Linked DNA regions of Homo sapiens: region 1 is linked to region 2. Evidence: read pairs that join two places in POLR2A ChIA-PET (ENCODE). Cell type or tissue: HepG2. All regions are shown on one strand. Each heading gives the region's core, and the rest is flanking DNA. Links, peaks and the distances in the headings are about the cores only. Region 1 has its middle 58 kb from the start of HHEX. Region 2 overlaps KIF11 (kinesin family member 11).

Evidence for each region. ChIA-PET counts read pairs that join two places held together with the same protein. Peaks named below come from ENCODE experiments on the same cell type or tissue, not always from the same donor. Only the 100,000 strongest peaks of a DNase experiment are listed, where the experiment ranks them.
Region 1: POLR2A ChIA-PET joins it to region 2 with 6 read pairs; 3 of 35 experiments call an interaction of 5 or more read pairs at or near these places.

The regions. Positions count from the first base shown.
Region 1 is chr10:92,743,062-92,753,398 of GRCh38, forward strand. No RefSeq gene overlaps it. Among named protein-coding and RNA genes, the nearest start is that of HHEX, 58 kb to the left of the region's middle. In HepG2, for the core only: no CTCF peak of the experiment used is centred there; a DNase peak (open chromatin) is centred at 4,740; H3K27me3 peaks cover 2,480 bases.
Region 2 is chr10:92,625,015-92,635,924 of GRCh38, forward strand. It overlaps KIF11 (kinesin family member 11), which reads left to right. Exons shown (of 22, transcript NM_004523.4): 11 at 3,794-3,881; 12 at 5,162-5,350; 13 at 7,472-7,679; 14 at 8,609-8,781. Among named protein-coding and RNA genes, the nearest start is that of KIF11, 37 kb to the left of the region's middle. In HepG2, for the core only: no CTCF peak of the experiment used is centred there; no DNase peak of the experiment used is centred there.

The DNA of each region.
Region 1 (10,337 bases), core at 983-8,982, 120 kb after region 2:
ATCTGGTGCTTAGCCGAGAGGTCTGGGCTGGAAGCATCAGCATTTAGATGGAGTGGATGAAGTCATAAATCATGAGATCATTTAAGGAGAGAAGAGAGTGAACAGAGAAGCGGGCTTAGGACCAAGCTGATACCAAGATGAATAACCTTGTTTTCACCCTCAAGAAGCTTATGGCTGTGTAGAGGTGATGAGCTATGCACATATGTAATTACAGTATAGTCAGAAAAGGACTTACACTCTACCAATACCATAAACGATGCATTCGGAGGAGGAAAACATTATACCAGCTGAAGGGATTAGCAACAACTTCATGGAGACACATTTAAGACCATCTTTTTTTTTGGTGGGGGTGGGGCAGGGTCTCACTCTATCGCCCAGGCTGCAGTACAGTGGCATGATCATGGCTCACTGCAATCTTGAGCTCCTAGGCTCAAGAAATCTTCCTGCCTCAGCCTCCCAGGTAGCTAGGACTACAGGTGCGTGCCACCAAACCGGGAAAATTGTAGAGATAGGGTCTTGAACTCCTGACTCAGGTGATCCTCTTGCCTTGGCCTCCCAAAGTGCTGGGGTTACAGGCATGAGCAACTGCACCCAGCCTTAAGACGATCTTTGCTGTATAGCTAGAATAAAGTGAGGTGGATGAGGGTAGCGATGGGCTTCCAAGTGGAAAGAGTGACTTGATGAAGGGTATGAGGCTGAAAAACCAAGACCCATGGCAAACTTCAGGGAGTTTAGCTTATCTGGAGATAGGGTATACGTGGGGAATCATTTAAAAGGTGAGTTGGAGCCAGGTTGAGGAGGGCTGTAAATACCTGGCTGAGGTGCTTGACCTATAGGAGTGGGGACCTAACTAAGGTTTGTAGGAGAAGTAGGGGGAGGGTGCCTTGACTAAAGCAGTGATTGAAGAAGACTCCTGGATTCCCATGTGGGGTGCACTGAAGAGGACAGATACTGGAGGTGAGAGACCCATTACGAGGCTGGAGTGGAGCACCTCAGAGATTGTTCTACTGTAATGACTGAACCCAGCTGGTTAGCTCAAGTAAAAAGGGGATTGATTGAAAAAAATATATATATGTTTAGGAAACCTCATAGAATACAACCCTGGAAGTCCTGTCAGCCCACAGGAAATGGACAGTGGTTTGTCTCTGTTTCCCTGGAGACACACACATGGTCTCTTGTATTTGCCTCTCTCAGCTCTCCTGTACTCTTTGCAGACCAGCTTTCTCTGTAAGGGCCTGGGCTGCTGCTTTCCCTTCACCTGGTTTCAGGAGGTTTGGGTTGCCATGGCACCCATTCTGACCCAGATCCACTGGATCTTATATCAGACCCCACCACCATTTACTGCAGTCTCTCTGCTGATCATAGCATAAAGACAGGCTGTACCTTTTGGTGACACCAAACTGATATTCTAGTCACAATCAATGCAATAATCTAACAAATCTCCTGATCACATTTCCTGTTGGTGGGAAAGTCTAGCACTTGCACAGATTTGCTGGGCACAACTTGACTCACATTGTTTCCACATTTGTTTAATAACAGGTTATTATCTGCTGCAAGAATGAGGACAGGAACTGTGTTTGTCTTGTCTCCCGCTGTGTCTATTGCTGTATAACAAATTACCCCAAAACTTGGTGGCTTAAAACAGTAGGCATTTATGATCTCACAGTTTCTGTGAGTTAGGGATTTGGAAGTAGCTTGTCTGGATGGCTGTGGTTTGGGGTCTCTTATGAAGTTGCAATCAAGATGTTGGTTGGGCTGTAGTCATCTGAAAGCTTGAATGCAGCTGGAGGATCCACTTCCAAGATGGCACACTCACATGGCTGTTGGCAGGAGGCTTCAGTTCCTTATGACATGGACCTTTCCATAGGGCTGCTTGAGTGTCCTCACGATATGGTAGTTGGTTTCCCCCAGAACAATTGATCCAAGAGAGAGCAAGGAGGACGACACACACCGCCTTTTATAACCTAGTCTCAGAGGTCATACATCATCACTATTGCCACATTCTATTTGTTAGAAGTAAGTCATTATGTCTGTCCCATACTCAAGGGAAAGAGGAATTAGGCTCCATCGTTGAAGGGAAACTTGTAAAATAATTTGTAGATGTATTTTTTATTTTTTTGAGACAAGGCTTCACTGTTTTGCCCAGGCTGGAGTGCAGTGGGGCAAACACAGCTCAGTGAGCCTCAACCTCCTAGGCTCAAGGATTCCTCCCACCTCAGCTTCCCAAGTAGCTGGAACTACAGGTGTGTGCCACCATGCCTAGCTACTTTTTTATTTTTTGTAGAGACAGGGTCTTACTGTGTTGCCCAGGCTGGTCTAGAATTCCTGGGCTCAAGTGATCCTCCTGCCTCTGCCTCCCAAAGTGTTGGGATTACAGATGTGAGCCACCGTGCCTGGCTGCAGATGTATTTTAAAACCACCACAGCCACCGTAACTTTAGCACCTATTATGGTGCCTGACATATAGCAGGGGCTTAATAATGGTTTGCAAAAGGAACAGTTGTTCTCTCTCCTAAACTTGATTCACTGGCACTGAAACATGGCAGTCACTATAAGGCAGGCAGTCACACCAAGGAATGGCCATTTCAGGCTTCATTCAGCTTGAGTGTCTTCCCATGTGTTGTTCTATCAGGAAATAGTGGGGCCATTTTGGGAAGTCGCTAGGCCAAGAACACAAATATAGGCTGCTGAGATCCCTTTAGATGTTGGCATACAACTAGCCGAAGAGAGAGGAGGTCTCAGAGGTTTGTAAGAGTTGAGTTCTGCTAGCGAATTAGAATTTTTATTAAATATTTATAATAGGGGCTTCTAACAAAATTATTGATACTATTATTTTGAGGAACAAATCTTTTATATTTAATATATCTCTGAAGACTTGGGATCATTTGTGTCTATCAGATCAAATGGGGCAAGGTGCGGTGGCTCACGCCTGTAATCCCAGCACTTTGGGAGGCTGAGGCAGGCGGATCACTTGAGATCAGGAGTTTGAGACCAGCCTGGCCAACATGGTGAAACGCCATCTCTACTAAAAATACAAAATTGGCCAGGAGTGGTGGCATGCGCCTGTAATCCCAGCTACTCGGGAGGCTGAGACAAGAGAATTGCTTGAACCCGGGAGTTGGAGGTTGCAGTGAGCCGACATCATGCCATTGCACTCCAGCCTGGGCAACAGAGCAAGATTTAGTCTCAAAAAAAAAAAAAAAAAAAAAAATCAAATAGATTCAGGTCAGAGCAGGCGCTGTGGAATATAACCATGGTGGAGCGGGAGCAGAATGGGGTTCTTTAATACAGTTCTTTACATCCCAAGTATTCCAAGAGAAAAGAAGGTGGGTGTTAGGTGCTGTGGCCATGGACTTGACATTCAGTGGGGAGGAGTGTAATGAGCTCCAGCACCATTTTGTTGTTGTTGTTAGAGATGAGGTCCTGCTATGTTGCCCAGGCTAGAATGCAGTGGCTATTCACAGGCGTGATCATAGCACACCACAGCCTCAAACTCCTAGCCTCAAGTGATCCTCCTGCCTCAGCCTCTCAAGTAGCTGGGATTACAGGTGTGTGCCACTGTACCTGGCTACAGCACCTTTGGAATCCACCATAGTTTTCAAGCTGGAGCTGTGCTCTTCCTGGTCAGCCCCTAGCCAATGACAGAGCATGGTGAGTGCAGGCCTAGCTATTTCTGTCTAATGTGGGACTTCTCAAATGAGCAATCTTTGCTCCAAGTCTCCCTGTGGAGTTGACTGAGATTCTGTCACATCTGTCTTGTGATCCTAGGCTCTCCCTTCCCAGTTCTGCTGTCTCCTCCTTTATCTTCCACGGGTGTCTCCCTCTCCCCAGTGAGCCTCTTGCTCTCCTGGCTTTATCTTAGCATTCCGGAGGACATGAATGACACAGGAGGAATGAGGCCATGTGGTCATAGTATCCATCGGAAGACCTAGTGGGCAAGTCTTTAAGATCTTCTAGCCCAGGCTTTGAGAACTAGAACCTTGTCTGCTGGATGGGGATCTTGGCTTTAGAAACTTATTTTGGAAGGAATTTCCAAATTGCTTACATGATACTGTAGGCCAAGGTGGAAGTTTGGGTGTCATTGTAGATGAGGGTACTGGTGTCAAGGCTCGCCAGGAACGGAGAGGAACAGCGCAATGGGCTCACCAAACAAGCTCCTCAGAGCAGTCAGAACTGTGTTTCCCCAGTGCTGGGACACAGGGAGGCGGTTTCACTGTGCGCTAACGCCATTTGCAGGAGGTGACAGAGCTCGCCCAAGGAAGGGGCAGGAGATTGCGGTGGTTAAGTGCTTTGGAGGCAAATAGGCCTGGGTATGAGCCTGGCTGTGCTACCTACTAGCTTTGTGATGTTGGACATATTACCTAAGCTCTTCATCTCTCAGCTTCCTCATTGGGAAGATGGAGATGATAATATAAGTCTACTTCTTAGATTTGCTGGGAGGATTTTTAAAACTCCTTCTAAAATGCTCAGCATTGTACGTGATTGAATCAGGTAAAGTTCTCAGCTGTAAGCAACAGAAACTGACTCAAGTTGATTGAAATAGAAAAAAGAATGGATCAAAAAGCCAGTGGGCAGCTTCCAGAATCCCCAAAGAGGCTAGAAAGGCAGCTCAGAGAATAGATAGAAATAAGGGCAGTAGCCAGGGCCATAGTCAAAATCCTGCCATAAATCCAGCCTGCTGCTGCCACCATTGATCGCTGGATGCCTCTGCTGTTTGCCCTCATAGAACCCAGACCCTGCCCTTGGCCTTGTTGCCACTGTTGCCTGGAAACGGGTGTGGCTGTCACCACTACCACTGTCAGCCCAGCCACCAGAATGGCTTCTCTGTGGTTCTCAGCCTCTTCTCTGCTTCCCCTCTCCTTCCCTTTCCACCTCTACTTTCCCCTTCCCCCTCTTCTCCCTCTGCCTCCTCACCTTCCCCCCCATCTATTTCTTTCTCTATGCTTCTTCACACTTTCTCCCTCCACTGGCTAGTTATCCTCATCCATTAGCTATACCAAATTTTTCCCATTAAAGGAAGAAATAGGCCAGGCATGGTGGCTCACGCCTGTAATTCCAGCACTTTGGGAGGCTGAGGCAGGTGGATCACCTGAGGTCAGGAGTTCAAGACCAGCCTGACCAACATGGAGAAACCCCATCTCTACTAAAAATACAAAATTAGCTGGGTGTGGTGACACATGCCTGTAATCCCAGCGACTGGGGAGGCTGAGGCAGGAGAATTGCTTGAACCTGGGAGGCGGAGGTTGCAGTGAGCTGAGATAGTGCCATTGCACACCAGCCTGGGCAACAAGAGTGAAACTCCATCTTAAAAACAAAAAACAAAACAAACAAACAAAAAACAACAAAAAAGGAAAAACTACATGACCCAATGATCTTTCTTCAACTTCCTTCCTATCTTCTTTCCTTCCTTAAATGTCTGGAAAGTTTATTTTTCTTCCTCACTTCAATCTGTCCTCCACCTCTTTAATTCACTGTAACTGCCCTTCCCAAGGTCACCAGTGACCTCTCCATTGCTTTACCAAGGCTGACTTTTCTGTCCTCCTCAACCTCTTGGGAACACTTGATCTTGTTGACTATGACCTCCCTTTGAGACTCTTTCCTGTTCTCGGCTTGATGATGCCATGCTTTTCTGGCTTTCCTCCTTTCTTGGACCTGATTATCTTGATATTCTTTGTGGGCTTTTCCTTATAACAAAGTACTACAAACTGTGTGTCTTCAGCAACAAAAATGTATTGTTTCATAGTCCTGGAGCTTGCAATTTGGAGATTAATATGTTGGCAGGACTAGTTCCTTGGCTTGTAAAGCATCACCCTGATTTGTGCCTTCATCTTCTCATGGTGTTCTCCCTGTTACATGCCTCTATGTTCAAATTTTTCCTTTTTGTAAGGACACCGGTCATATCATATTAGCTCCCCTCCTCTACCATAACTTCATTCTGTTGCTTATAACAGAATACTTGAAACTGGGTAATGTATTTACTTATTTATTTATTTTGAGAAGGAGTCTCACTCTGTTGCCCAGGCTTGAGTACAGTGACACAATCTCGGCTCACTGCAACCTCTGCCTCCCAGGTTCAAGCAATTCTCCTGTCTCAGCCTCCTGAGTAGCTGAGATTACAGGCACACACCACCACACCCGGGTAATTTTTGTATTTTTAGTAGAGATGGGGTTTTGCCATGTTGGTCAGGCTGGTGTCGAACTCCTGACCTCAGGTGATCCACCCGCCTCAGTCTCCCAAAGTGCTGGGATTGTAGGTGTGAGCCACTATGCCTGGCCGAAACTGGGTAATTTATAAAGAAAAGGAATTTATTTCCTACAGTTCTAGATGCTGAGAAATGCAGGGTCAAGGGGCCACATCTGATGAGTCCTTCTTGCTGGTGGGGACTCTGCAGAGTCCTGAGGCAGCGCAGGGTATCACATGGTGAGGGCGTGGAGTGTCCCTTCAGGAGGGCAGAGCCCTCATGACCCAATCCCAATCGTCTTTTAAAGCCCTCGTCTTTCAATACTGCCACCATGGGGATTAAGTTTCACTGTGCGTTTTGGACGGGACCAACATTTAAAGCATAGCACTCATCTTAGCTAATTACAACTACATTGACTCTATGTCCAAGTAAGCTCCCATTCTGAGGCGCTGGGGGTTAGCACTTCAACACATAACATTTAGGGGAACACAATTCAATCTATAGCACTCTTTAAACATCGCTTTCCCTTGGCCACTTTCTTAGCCTCCTCCCCCGAGAAACTTTATTCAAACTCATGGCTTTAATGACCATACCACCTTACAATGATGATACCCCAGGGTGTTTCTCAAACCCAGTTCTCTCCCTCTGAGTTCTGGAGAGACAGATCCAATTACCCAGCAGTCATATTTGGGTATTTATGGGTCCCTTTATTTATTTATTTTTGAGTCAGGATCTCACTCTGTTGCCCAGGTTGGAGTGCAGTGGTAAGATAATGGTTCACAGCAGCCTCAAATTCCTGAGCTCAAGCCATCCTCCTGCCTCAGCCTCCTAAGTAGCTAGGACTACAGGCATGTGCCACCATGCCCAGCTGATTTTCTTATTTTTGTAGAGACGGGGGTCTCTCTATGTGGTCCAGGCTAGTCTTGATCTCCTGGGCTCAAGCAATCATCCTACCTCAGCCTTCCAAAGTGCTGGGATTATAGGAATGAGGCACTGTGCCTGGCCAAGTCCTTTGTGTAATGTTCCAGATTGAATTTATCTTTTCCTTAAAGATGTTTCTTCTCCTGAGTTTCTGGTCTCAGAGACTGGCCCCATCACCCACCTTGCTCCCCCAGGGTGGGAGATCACCCTGGAGGCTTGCTTCAGTTTATGACTCCCACCCCTTCCAGTCACCACATCCTTCAATAGCATCACGTCTCTTTTTCTCTTTTTTTTTTTTTGAGATGGAGTCTCGCTCTGTTGTCCAGGCTGGAGTGCAATGTCGCGATCTAGGCTCACTGCAACCTCTGTGATTCTCCCACATCAGCCTCCAAGTAGCTGGGATTACAGGCACCCACTACCATGCCTGGGTAATTTTTGTATTTTTGTAGAGATGGGGTTTCACCATGTTGGCCAGGCTGGTCTTGAACTTCTGACCTCAGGTGATCCGCCTGCCTCAGCCTCCCAAAGTGCTGGGATGAGAGGTGTCAGCCACTATGCCCAGCCTATTTTTATTTTTCGAATTGAACATTCCTTCATACTTGTTTTATATGGTCAGAATACTACATTGGTAGCAATGATTCATTTTGTTAGTCATGAAACAAACAACAACAACAACAAAAATTCATACATTTTACTTTGTTTCTCAGAAATGAGAGATGTTTTAAGAATGTGTTTTCATGAGATTTGCCAAATTTTTTTTCATTGCACAATAGCTTTTTTTTTTCTCTCTTCCTTTTGGAGAATTGTTGGGTGGATGAAGATTTTAAGATAGGTAAGAACAGATGTGTTGACACAGTTTGGGAAAGCAAAAACAATTTAACTGGAAGAAAAGCCCTTAGGGAAATGACACTCTCCCAAGGATGTTCGAAACCCAGTTATAGGAAGTACTAAGTCTTCAGTGGACAATGTGATTTGGGTTAAGAGCCAGCAGAGCTTGGGGAAACGCTGACAGTCCTCCAAATACCACAATGCAGTGTTAGAATCAGACTCGCTATGTTGAAATTTACGAGGATTTACATTTTAATTAGTTGCTCAAAATTTGCCCTCACAATTGGTCCTTTAGGCGAACGTTAATCCCATTTACTTCTTTCTAATTTTAATGCTCCAAACCCCACCAATTTTGAGAAGGAAGAAGTGTTCTTCCAAGTTATGTAAGTGATTTATTATACGATGTGAGAATTATACGATGGAGGCACCACGTAGGAGAAATGGAATTGAGGAATACCAGCTGAAAAAGCTCTTATTCACCCTCTAGTTCAGTTCAGCCTCACAAATTAGAAAACAAACCCAGAGAGGCAGAGAGACTTACTTAAGGTCACATGGTTATTCAGAGGTCTAGAATACACACTTTCTGGTGCCTGAACCAAAAGTCCGCTTTAGGAAAAATTATAGTCAACATTTACTGAGCACTTGCTAAGTACTAGGCACTGGGCTAAATGCCTTTCATAAATTTCAACAGTTCACAAAATCAATGAAATAGAAAGTATTTCAAATGTAAAATAAAAACATTGTCAGTCCTCTCTAACAATTTTTCTCTGGATGTTTCATTTGCTTTCTTAAACAGAAGTTGCTGACGTACATGTCTTTCCTCCCTTCCAGATTCAAAGGCTGCAAAGGGCTCCTAGGTATACTCCACTGAGCTGTATTTTGAAAGCTAAATAAGCATTAACTTATTCACAACAAAAGCCTGATATATTTGTATGAAGGCTGCAGAGAGGTTTGGAAAGCACAGATTTCTCCCCCTTTCTCCTCCCTTAGTTTGTTCACCGATCACTTCTTCCCTCTCTTCCTTCTTTTTCCCTTCCCTCCCTCTCTCCCTAGCTTCCCCCACTTTCTTTCCTCTCTCTGTCTCCCTCCCTTTCTTTCTTCCATTCTAGAAAGTGAGGTATTTTCCAGTACCTGTAATCTGTACACTTTGGGAGGCCGAGGTAGGAGGATTGCTTGAGGCCAGGAGTTTGAGATCAGTCTGGGCAACATAGCAAGACCCTACAGCAAATTTTTTATATAAAAAATTTAAAAATTAGCCAGGCTTGGTGGCACATGCCAATAGTCCCAGCTACTTGGGGGGCTGAGGCAGGAGGATCACCCGGAAGTTCGAGGCTGTGGAGAACTATGATTGCCCATGGCACTCCAGCCCGGATGACAGAGCGAGACCCCATCTCTATAAAAAATAAAAAGTGAAAAATAAAGATAATCCCAGCACTTTGGGAGGCCAGGAGCGGGCAGATCACCTGAGGTCAGGAGTTCGAGACCAGCCTGGCCAATATGATGAAACCCCGCCTGTACTAATAGTAAAAAAAATTAGCTGGGTGTGGTGGCACACACCTGTAATCCCAGCTGCTCAGGAGGCTGAGGCGGCAGGAGAATCACTTGAACCTGGGAGGTGGAGGTTGCAGTGAGCCCAGATCGTGCCACTGCACTCCAGCCTGGATGACAGAGTGAGACTCCATCTCAAAAGAAAAAAAAAAATGGAAGTGAGGTATTAAGGACTCTGTCTGTTGTGATTCGAAACTCCTTTTGATTTGTCTTTTTTTTTTTTTTTGAGACGGAGTCTTGCTGTGTTGCCCAGGCTGGAGTACAGTGGTGCGATCTCTGCTCACTGCAAGCTCTGCCTCCCGGGTTCACGCCATTCTCCTGCCTCAGCCTCCCGAGTAGCTGGGACTACAGGCGCCTGCCACCACGCCCGGCTAATTTTTTTTTGCATTTTTTAGTAGAGACGGGGTTTCACCATGTTAGCCAGGATGGTCTCGATCTCCTGACCTTGTGATCCGCCCGCCTCGGCCTCCCAAAGTGCTGGGATTACAGGCATGAGCCACCGCGCCTGGCCTGATTTGTCTTGAACATGTAGAATGTTGGAAATGCCGGGGCCTAAGGCATCATCCAAAGGGGAGTGGAGGCTAGAGAGGTAAAGGATTTTGCCTGAGGTCAACTAAATGAAATCCTACCAAGATCAGACAGCGACTATAAAGCAGGAGTCCAGTCAACCCCAAGAGGAAAGCTACCAGAATAGCACAGGCAAAGTCTGATTTGTTCTGGAGGTGTCAACATTTTTAAATGACTCAATTCAATCTCAGACCAGCAAGCTCTTCACCTTCACTTGAAGGAGTGTAGGATCTTTTATCAGGAGCTTAAGAATGAAAAGCAAACTTCTAATCATACCCAGCACTTCAAAATC
Region 2 (10,910 bases), core at 1,864-9,863:
CCACCTCGGCCTCCCAAAGTGCTGGATTACAGGTGTGAGCCACCATGCCCTGCCGGTATTTCTGTTTTAAGTTCTTTGAGAAGTCGCCAAACTACTTTCCATAATGGCTGAACTAATTTTCATTAGTAGCATATAAGCGTTCCCTTTTCTCCACAACTTTATCACCATGTGTTATTTTTTGACTTTTTAATAATAGCCATTCTGACTGGTGAGATGGTTTCTCATTGTGGTTTTGATTTGCATTTCTCTAACAATTAATGGTGTTAAACATAGTTTCATATGCTTCTTAGCCACATATATGTCTTCTTTTGAAAAATGTCCACATCATTTGCCCACTTTTTTTTTTTTTTTTGAGACACAGTTTCACTGTTGCCCAGGCTGGAGTGCAGTGTGGCACGATCTCAGCTCACTTCAACCTCCACCTCCTGGGTTCAAGCGATTCTCCTGCCTCAGCCTCCGAAGTAGCTGGGATTACAGGTGCCTGCCACCATGCCCGGCTAATTTTTGTATTTTTAGTAGAGATGGGATTTCACCATGTTGGCCAGGCTGGTCTTGAATTCCTGACCTCAAGTGATCTGCCCACCTCCGCCTCCCAAACTGCTGGGATTACAGGTGTTAGCTACCGTGCCCCGCTGGGTGTATATGATTTTATACTTAGAAAACCCCATAGTCTCTGTCCATAAGCTCCTAGATCTGATCAACAATTTAAGCAGAGTTTCTGGATACACAATCATTGTACTAAAATCAGTAGCATTCCTATATACCAATAATGTCCAAGCTGAGTGCCAAACAAGAATGCAATTCCATTCACAATAGCCACAAAAACAGTAAAATACCTAGGAATACAACTAACCAGAGAGGTGAAGGATCTCTACGGTAAGAATTATAAAACACTGCTGAAAGAAATCAGAGTTGACACTAACAAATGGAAAAACTTTCCATGCTCATGGATAAGAAGAATCAATATTGTTAAAATGGCCATACCACCCAAAGCTATTTACAGATTAAATGCTGTTCCTCTCAAACTACCAATGACATTCTTCACAGAAAAAACTATTGTAAAATTCATGTGGAACTGGAAAAGAGCCCAAATAGCCAAAGCAGTCCTAAGCAAAAAGAACAAAGCTGGAGGCATCGCATTACCTGACTTCAAACTATACTACAGGGCTACAGTAACCAAAACATCATGGTACTGGTACAAAAACAGACACAGACCAATGGAACCGAATAGAGAGCCCAGAAATAAAGCCACACACCTACAGCCATCTGATCTTCGACAGAACATGCAATGGGGATAAAACTGCCTGTTCAATAAATGGTGCTGGGATAACTGCCTATCCATGTGCAGAATATTGAAACTGGACCCCTTCCTTAACGCCCATATACAGAAATCAACTCAAGATGGATTAAAAACTTAAATGTAAAACCTAAAACTAAAAACCCTTGTAAAAAACCTAGGTGTTTGTTCTCTAATACACATGAGGCATAATCTGAGATAGTTTTGTCTGAAAACGCTTTTGGAATTAGTACAGTGTCAGTCAGAGAAGAATCACAAAAACTACAGCCAACATTTAAAACAGGATAATGCTTTATTTAAGCCAAGCTTAATAGACATTTTAAAACCATATCAAAATCATCTCATCCATACAGTAACAATGTTGTATTACCCCTTGGCATTCACTATAAAAAAGCATTTCAAATAATCCCGTTTTACATAAAAGATCTATTTCTATTTATTTTATTTTATTTTTATTTTTATTTTTGAGACAGAGTCTCACTCTGTCACCCAGGCTGGAGTGCAGTGGCGCCATCTTGGCTCACTGCAAGCTCCGCCTCCTGGGTTCACGCCATTCTCTCGCCTCAGCCTCCTGAGTAGCTGGGACTACAGGTGCCCGCCACCACGCCCTGCTAATTTTGTTTTTGTATTTTAGTAGAGACAGGGTTTCACCATGTTAGCCAGGATGGTCTTGATCTGCTGACTTCGTGATCTTCCCGCCTCGGCCTCCCAAAGTGCTAGGATTACAGGCGTGAGCCACCGCGCCTGGCTGTAGAAGATCCATTTTTAATAAAAAGCTAATATATTTCATCAAAAGACTATTAGAATTAACTCTTCTCTTACAGCTCTTTTCTAGCTTTTCCTTTAGTCAACAATATCTCTAGCTAATACGTTAAGGGAATTTGTATTCACGGAAGAATCTTTGTCATTTAAGCATAATGTGAAATAGAAAATTGTTGGTTGTTATCAAAGAATTAGATGAGCAAATACAGGCATTCATTTCTGAAACTGACTAATACTCAAGAAATCAGAGACCCATTAAAGTGGGTTTGGAAGACCTGTGAGCTTTGCGCTTGAGAAAAGCATTCTCTATTTTACTTTTTATGACTTCTTTTGACTTTGACTTCATCTTCTGATATTTTTGTTGAATTTAGAAATTTTTAGTTTCTAAAAACTCTTTTCTGCCATCCCTGTCTCTCCTTTTGAAAAATATAGCATCCTTTTATTTTATAGATCTATTCCTTATCTCAGAAACATTATTAATGTTATTAAAGTTTTCTTTTATGTTTTTCTTTCCTTTGGGATCTTTTTTTTCCCTGTTGTGATATCTGTCATTTGTATTTATTTTCTTCAAATGTCTAGTGATTTTTGGCTGGCAATTAAGATGGATTAGAAGCTTTGTACATGGGTGAGGATTATGGACCTGTAAGTTCACTATAGATGAAAAAGTGGTGATCTCAGTCTTAAGTCTGGGCTTCCATCAGATATCATTCTTTGTTGGATTTTTTTTCTTTTGTTCTAGCCCTCAGTCTTTTCTGAGAAGATTTGCCCAGTTTGCTTGGAGATTTTTCTAGCTGCTGCTATTTTTTGATTAGAGTGGGTATAGGGGGCTGAGGATTCCATCATTTTGTATGTAGATTTACACTTAAATGCTCATTTCTAGTCCCTAAACCTTCTACAGTCCATGATGTCTAGTGAAAGTGAACCTGGAAATTCTGCTGCAATTCCTATAGACTAGTGGCTGTCAATGGAAGTGGTGTTGGGGGACTGGTGGTGGTGGGTGGTTTTGTCCCCCAGAGGACATTTGGCAGAGTCCAGTGACATTTTTTATCATCATGACTTGGATGGTACTGAACATCCTAAAATGTACAGGACATCCCCACAATGAAGAATTATTTGATCCACTAGTGCTGAGGCTGAGAAACTCTGCTCTAGAGAGTAATCCTTTGTTCTCATGAGGGTTATGCGGTGGGGTGAGAGTGGTGTTTGTGCGTGTTGCAGCAGCAGGGGGTGTAATTGCTCTGTATACATACTTTAAGTCTCAGTTTTTAACCCCTAATCTTACCCCTTCCTTCTAAGATACCTGATGCCTTCAAGTCCCACATTTTTCCAGCATTCTGTGGGGCATATTTATATTCTGTATCCCTGATTATAGACACTTAGGTTGCATTCCCTCCTCTCTCTACTTTGAGTTATAGTCCGTCCTCTGTTAGCTTTCTAGCTTCTCAAATCTGGAACACACATGCTTTTCCCCTCATAGGTAGGGATTCTTAGTTTCAGAATTGAGGGCAAGGGAAAAATATTTCATTTATAAAACAAAGACAAGGAATATAATTTGTTCTTTGTAATTTGTATTTATTGCTTATTGACACAGGTATCAAGTGACACTTGGGTATCAAGTGATGGTGATAAATGTTGGAAATGAGTTTGTGTAGCTGTCACAATTGTGTTAGAATACATTTTATAGGAGTTAGAAAAAAATATTAACTGTTAAACTCATATTAAACTTTATTTTAGAGTCATGAGTGGAAAATTAACTGTTCAAGAAGAGCAGATTGTAGAATTGATTGAAAAAATTGGTGCTGTTGAGGAGGAGCTGAATAGGGTAAGCACTTAAAATGATATTTACTGTTATGTGAAAAGCAAATATTGAAAGAAAATTTTAGAATGAAAGATCTAATATTTTTTCCTTCAAGATTTTTTTTTTTTAGACGGAGTCTCGCTCTGTCACCCAGGCTGGAGTGCAATAGCGTGATCTCGGCTCACTGTAACCTCTGCCTCCCAGGGTCAAGCGATTCTCCTGCCTCAGCCTCCCGAGTAGCTGGGATTACAGGTGTGCACCACCATGCCTGGCTAATTTTTTTTGTATTTTTAGTAGAGACAGGGTTTCACCATGCTGGCCAGGCTGGTCTTGAACTCCTGACCTCATGATCTGCCCATCTCAGCCTCCCAAAATGCTGGGATGACAGGCGTGAGCCACTGCACCCAGCTCCTTCAGATTTTTTTGGAAAAAAAAAAAAGATTTTATTTTGCTGACCCTTATACTGAAAGTAAGTTATATCATGATTTTTTACTATCATTAATCACATCAAAAAAGCTGACAGCTTATATTAATAAAACATTACAAGAAATTAACTGAATTGTTTGATTTTGTTATTGAAACTACAAAATAGTGAATGCTGAAGCAGTTTTGTTAACATGTTTATCAGATGAAGGAATACAGATATTGGGAGAGACTGGATGTTAAATAAAAGTAATATAACTAGGGTAGGCAAGAGGCCTGACCTTTCAGGGCCACCCTCATATTAATACCTTTATTTATTTATTTTTAATTATTTTTTAGAGACAGGGTCTTGCTTGATGCCCAGGCTACAGTGCAGTGGTGTAATCATATCTTACTGCAGCCTCAAACTTCTGGTCTCAAGCAACTCTCCTGCCTCAGCCTCCTGAGTAGCTGGACTTCAGGCATGCACTACCATGCCCGGCTAATTATTTTATTTTTTTGTAGAGATGGAGTCAGTCTCGCTATGTTGCCCAGGCTGGTCTCAAACTATGGGGCTCAAGTGATCTCCTGCCTTGGCCTCCCAGAGTGCTGGGGTTACAGGTGTGAACCACCTTGCCAGGCCACATTAACACTGTTATATTCAAATCCATTGACAATGTTGAAGGAAACTGAAGAATTAATAGTACTACACCAGACCTATTATTTAATCTCAAAGTGTTGAGTAAGATTACAGAAAGAAACAGGATGACATATTTGTGTTAACCTACCGGGTAACTTCTTACAACTTTTGCATGGAAATAATTTGTTTCATTTTTCTAATCTTATGAACTAGCTAGATATCCTACCAGCCAGCTCAGCGTTTTTTAAATTCTTATATTTAGGTTACAGAGTTGTTTATGGATAATAAAAATGAACTTGACCAGTGTAAATCTGACCTGCAAAATAAAACACAAGAACTTGAAACCACTCAAAAACATTTGCAAGAAACTAAATTACAACTTGTTAAAGAAGAATATATCACATCAGCTTTGGAAAGTACTGAGGAGAAACTTCATGATGCTGCCAGCAAGGTTTGTCCCTTGTGTTGATTTGTACTCATATTAAGTAGAGAATGGGTAGAAAAAATTTTCTGTGCTTAAGCATTAAATATTCTGTTTATTCACCCCAAATGGTATTTCTGTCCATTTAAAAAACATTATTTTACTATTTCATCCATGTTTTTCTCACTGGAGATGTCGACTTATGAAAAAACTACTCCTGCTCCTGGAGTTTTGAAAATAGAACATAACTTAGCTGGGAGTGGTGGCTCACGCCTATAATCCCAGCATTTTGGGAGGCCAAGGTGGGTGGATGACCTGAGGTCAGGTGTTCGAGACCAGCCTGACCAACATGGAGAAACCTGTCTCTACTAAAAATACAAAATTAGCCGGGCGTGGTGGCGCATGCCTGTAATCCCAGCTACTCGGGAAGGCTGAGGTGGAAGAATCACTTGAACCCGGGAGGCAGAGGTTGCGGTGAGCCGAAATCACACCATTGCACTCCAGCCTGGGCAACAAGAGCGAAACTCCGTCTCAAAAAAAAAAAAAAAAAAGAAAATAGAACATAACTTTATAATATATTTTGTAGACATTTAGAATAGTGATGCTGTGATGCTTTTTCTTTGTGGGGATGATTGAACCTAATTAGTCATTAAGAATTTAGTATGTTCTGTCCAGGCATGGTGGCTCACGCCTGTAATCCCAGCACTTTGGGAGGCCGAGGTGGGTGGATTGCTTGAGGTTAGGAGTTCGAGACCAGCCTGACCAACATGGTAAAACCCCATCTCTACTAAAAAAAAAAAAATACAAAAATTAGCCAGGCGTGGTGGCACATGCCTATAATCCCATCTACTCAGGAGGCTGAGGCAAGAGAATCACTTGAACCCAGGAGGCAGAGGTTGCAGTGAACCGAGATCATGCCACTGCACTCCAGCCTGGGTAACAGAGCAAGACTCTGTTTCAGAAAAAAAAAAAAAAAGAATTTAGTATGTTCTGATGATGAAAGATGTTGAAAGTATTTAATTTTTTTTTTTTTTTTTTGAGACGGAGTCTCGCTCTGTCGCCCAGGCCGGACTGCGGACTGCAGTGGCGCAATCTCGGCTCACTGCAAGCTCCGCTTCCCGGGTTCACGCCATTCTCCTGCCTCAGCCTCCCGAGTAGCTGGGACTACAGGCGCCCGCCACCGCGCCCGGCTAATTTTTTGTATTTTTAGTAGAGACGGGGTTTCACCTTGTTAGCCAGGATGGTCTCGATCTCCTGACCTCATGATCCACCCACCTCGGCCTCCCAAAGTGCTGGGATTACAGGCGTGAGCCACCGCGCCCGGCCTTTAATTTTTTATTAGTTGTACTTTTTTTTTTTGAGACAGACTCTTGCTTTGTAGCCCAGGCTGGAGTGCAGTGGCATCATCTCAGTTCACTGTAACCTTTGCCTCCCGGGTTCAAGCGATTCTCCCGCCTCAGCCTCCCAAGTAGCTGGGATTACAAGCGCCTGCCACCACACCCAGCTAATTTTGTATTTTTAGTAGAGACTGGGTTTCACCATGTTGGCCAGGCTGGTCTCAAACTCCTGACCTCAGGTGATCCACCTGCCTAGGCCTCCCAGAGCGTTGGGATTACAGGTGTAAGCCACCACGTCCGGCCATTAGGTGTACTTCTGAGGAAATAGTAGAACATAGAAGGAAAAAAATTTCTGAGGAAGCATAATTATTGCAATAACTGAAAAAATCAGTTTTCCTTGCTTGTGTAGATGGCTACAGGAAGGGAAATAAACATTACTGGGCATCTGGATAAATTAGCATGAGTTAAAGCATTTCTTCTGATACAATGTCTAAAATTGACTTTTTTTTTTTGAGACAGAGTCTCTCTCTGTCACCCCGGCTGGAGTGGCAGTGGCACAATCTCTGGCTCACTGCAACCTCCACCTCCCAGGTTCAAGCAATTCTCCTGCCTCAGCCTCTTGAGTAGCTGGAACTACAAGTATGTACCACCACACCCAGCTAATTTTTGTATTTTTAGTAGAGACGGGGTTTCACCATGTTGGCCAGGCTGGAAAATTTACTAGTTCTTATCAAGATAAATCCTTGTGTAGATACTTTCATCAGATTCCTTTCACCGTATCCATTTTGTCTAACACTTATTTTTAAAAATATAGCTGCTTAACACAGTTGAAGAAACTACAAAAGATGTATCTGGTCTCCATTCCAAACTGGATCGTAAGAAGGCAGTTGACCAACACAATGCAGAAGCTCAGGATATTTTTGGCAAAAACCTGAATAGTCTGTTTAATAATATGGAAGAATTAATTAAGGATGGCAGCTCAAAGCAAAAGGCCATGCTAGAAGTACATAAGACCTTATTTGGTAAGTTCAGGCTGTTCTGTTCTAGTCTTGATGTGTTAAGTGTAATGTTGATTTCAAAACTGATAATTTTGTGAAACATAGATGACGGTGTCACCAATACTCTCTACCATGCACAAACTATTTGTTCAGGGTGAAGATTAATGCTTTTATTGTCTTTGAATTAAAACAAATCTTTTTTCCCTCCCCACCCTCCCTTCTGTTTTCTATAAAATGTTACATTTATTAAGTAACTAAGTATATAAACGTTAGAAGTAGAAGTCCTCTTTTTCCCTGACTCCGGCTCCTGACCCTGGGTCATTGACCATAGGTGTTATTGTTAAATTTCTTGGGCCTTTTTCTGGAAATTTTTTGTGCATAAACATTCTGCAACTTTTTTTGGGGGGGGCATATATATCTTGATGGTTTGCTATATTGTCAGAATATGTTTGTGTCTCATTGTTTTTAACTATTATCTCCCTTTAGAAAAAAGTATGTTTATTTAGTGTGAAATACTATCCTCATTATGGAAAATTTGGACATTCAGAAATATAAAAATTTAAAAAATCATCTAGACTCTAGTCTCACTAAGCCAAGCACTATACTTTTTGGTATTGATTTCCAGTTTTTTTTTTCTTCTGTAAACTTACCATAATTCTGTATATTATTTTTAGTTAGAGATTAATTGTAGAATATTCTAATTCTTTGTGTACTATGAATTATAGTTATGGGTCTGATACACTTACAAATATGTTAAGGGCTTACAGAGCACTATAGAAAATTGTAATGTATATTTAAATATTTCCTTGCTTTGTAGTGAGCCAGTTCTTTTAAGCTCGTTATTACAAATTCTACAACAAGGGTATACTTTTGTCAACTTCTTTGAAATGGTTTGAACGGTATTTAATATATTTATGTCAAAGTTTACATCTTTCTGTTTTTGTTTGTTATAGGTAATCTGCTGTCTTCCAGTGTCTCTGCATTAGATACCATTACTACAGTAGCACTTGGATCTCTCACATCTATTCCAGAAAATGTGTCTACTCATGTTTCTCAGATTTTTAATATGATACTAAAAGAACAATCATTAGCAGCAGAAAGTAAAACTGTACTACAGGAATTGATTGTTAGTACATCCTTTAAAATATTTTTGAAGGGTTGCATTTGATAAGTATTTGATAAAATATTTTGAAGGGTTACATTTGATAAGTCTTTATAAACAATGTTAACTGCTATTCTTTCTTCCTGAGCTTTACTAGACACAGTCATAGACACGTCACTGTGAGAGACTACATATATATATATTTTGTTTTGTTTTGTTTTGTTTGTTTGTTTTGAGATGGAGTCTCGCTCTGTCGTCCAGGAGTGCAGTGGCGTGATCTCGGCTCACTGCAAGCTCTACCTCCCGGGTTCATGCCATTCTCCTGCCTTAGCCTCCCGAGTAGCTGGGACTACAGGCGCCCACCACCACACCCGGCTAATTTTTTGTATTTTTAGTAGAGATGGGGTTTCACCGTGTTAGCCAGGATGGTCTTGATCTCCTGACCTTGTGATCCACCCGCCTCGGCCTCCCAAAGTGCTGGGATTACAGGCATGAGCCACCGTGCCCAGCCAGCCTCTCCTTTTCTTTATTTGTATTTATTTATTTTTTTCAGCCTCTCCTTTTCTCGGCTCACTGCAACCTCTGCCTCCTGGGTTCAAGCAGTTCTCTTGCCTCAGCCTCCCGGGTAGATGGAATTATAGGCATGTGCCACCACGCCTGGCTAATTTTCGTATTTTTTTTTAGTAGAGATGGTGTTTTACCATGTTGGTCAGGCTGGTCTCAAGCTCCTAACCTCAAGCAATCCACCCACCTCGGCCTCCCAAAGCGCTGGGATTACAGGCGTGAGCCACCGTGCCCGGCCGAGAGTACGTTTATATTTTTAAAGACAGATCTCTCCACTGTTTATTCTCTCCCAGAAAGATTATTTTCAAATGTATGGAACTAACTTTTGAAACCTTTTTCACTCATGTCTTGTAACATTAGGAGTAGCAGTTATTAGTGAGGCTTCTAATGACTAAAGGGCAAGTTTAGCACCACATGATATCAAGGGACTTGTTAGTTGGCCCAGAAATTGGCAAGTCACTCTTTCCCCAGGGGTCCTGGACCCAACCAGAAGGGGATATTGGGTAGCTGATTTTAAAACTACAGTAATATATGATAGTAATAATGGTGCAAGAAAAATATCTTAGAATTCTGGGGACACATATCACTTCTTAGGGTTAGATCTGTGTGGCCCCTTCTGGGCCATAACTATAAATCTTTTCTCCAGAGTTCTATGGAAGTCACTCATCTAATTGCACTTAATATTACCTCCTTCATACTTGATTTATATATAGTCTTTATTTTATAATTGTATGGTTGGTCTAGGAAGTTCTTAGCCATATAATTTATTTGTTTTCTTTGTGCAGAGTCTTTGCCTCCCTTTTTCAGCTTAACAATATTTATTAAACATTTTCCAAGTAAATACTACAAATGTTAGCTGACCCTCTGCCTCAATTCAGTGCTTAGATGACATTATTTGATAGGTTTTCTCAATCACCCAAATTTGACAAAATTAAAAGATATCCTGTCAGTACTAACTTTTCAAATATTGATTCATTCATTAAATGGTGGTCTGTATATATATAGGCATACTTCAGAGATATTGCAGGTTTGCTTCCAGACCACTGCAATAAAGTGAATATTACAATAAAGCAAGTCATGAATTTTTTGCTTTCCCGGTGCATATAAAGGTTATGTTGACCAGGCGCAGTGGCTCACACCTGTAATTCCAGCACACGCCTGGTGGGACAATCAGAACACAACGTTTATCAGTTACATTTGCTGTCTTATAGGGGTACAGTTTATGGTACCCCAAGACAATTACAATAGTAACATCAAAGATCATTGATCACAGTGTATAATGAAAAAGTTAGAAATACTGTAGTAGTTACCAACATGTGATGCAGAGACAGAAAGTGAGCACATGATATTTGAAAAAAGTCACTGATAGACGTGCTCAAGGTAGGGTTGCCACAAACCTTCAATTTGTAAAAATTTGGTATCTGTGACACATAGTAAGGTGAAGCACAATAAAATAAGCTATGCCTGAATTGATACATTTCTACTTACCAAGTTACAATTTTTGCTTGAATTAAAAGAAAAGAGGCATGTTGCTCTCACAAAATTAGTTGAAATTGGTATGCTAGCTCTTCTTTCCAAAAGAATGTCAG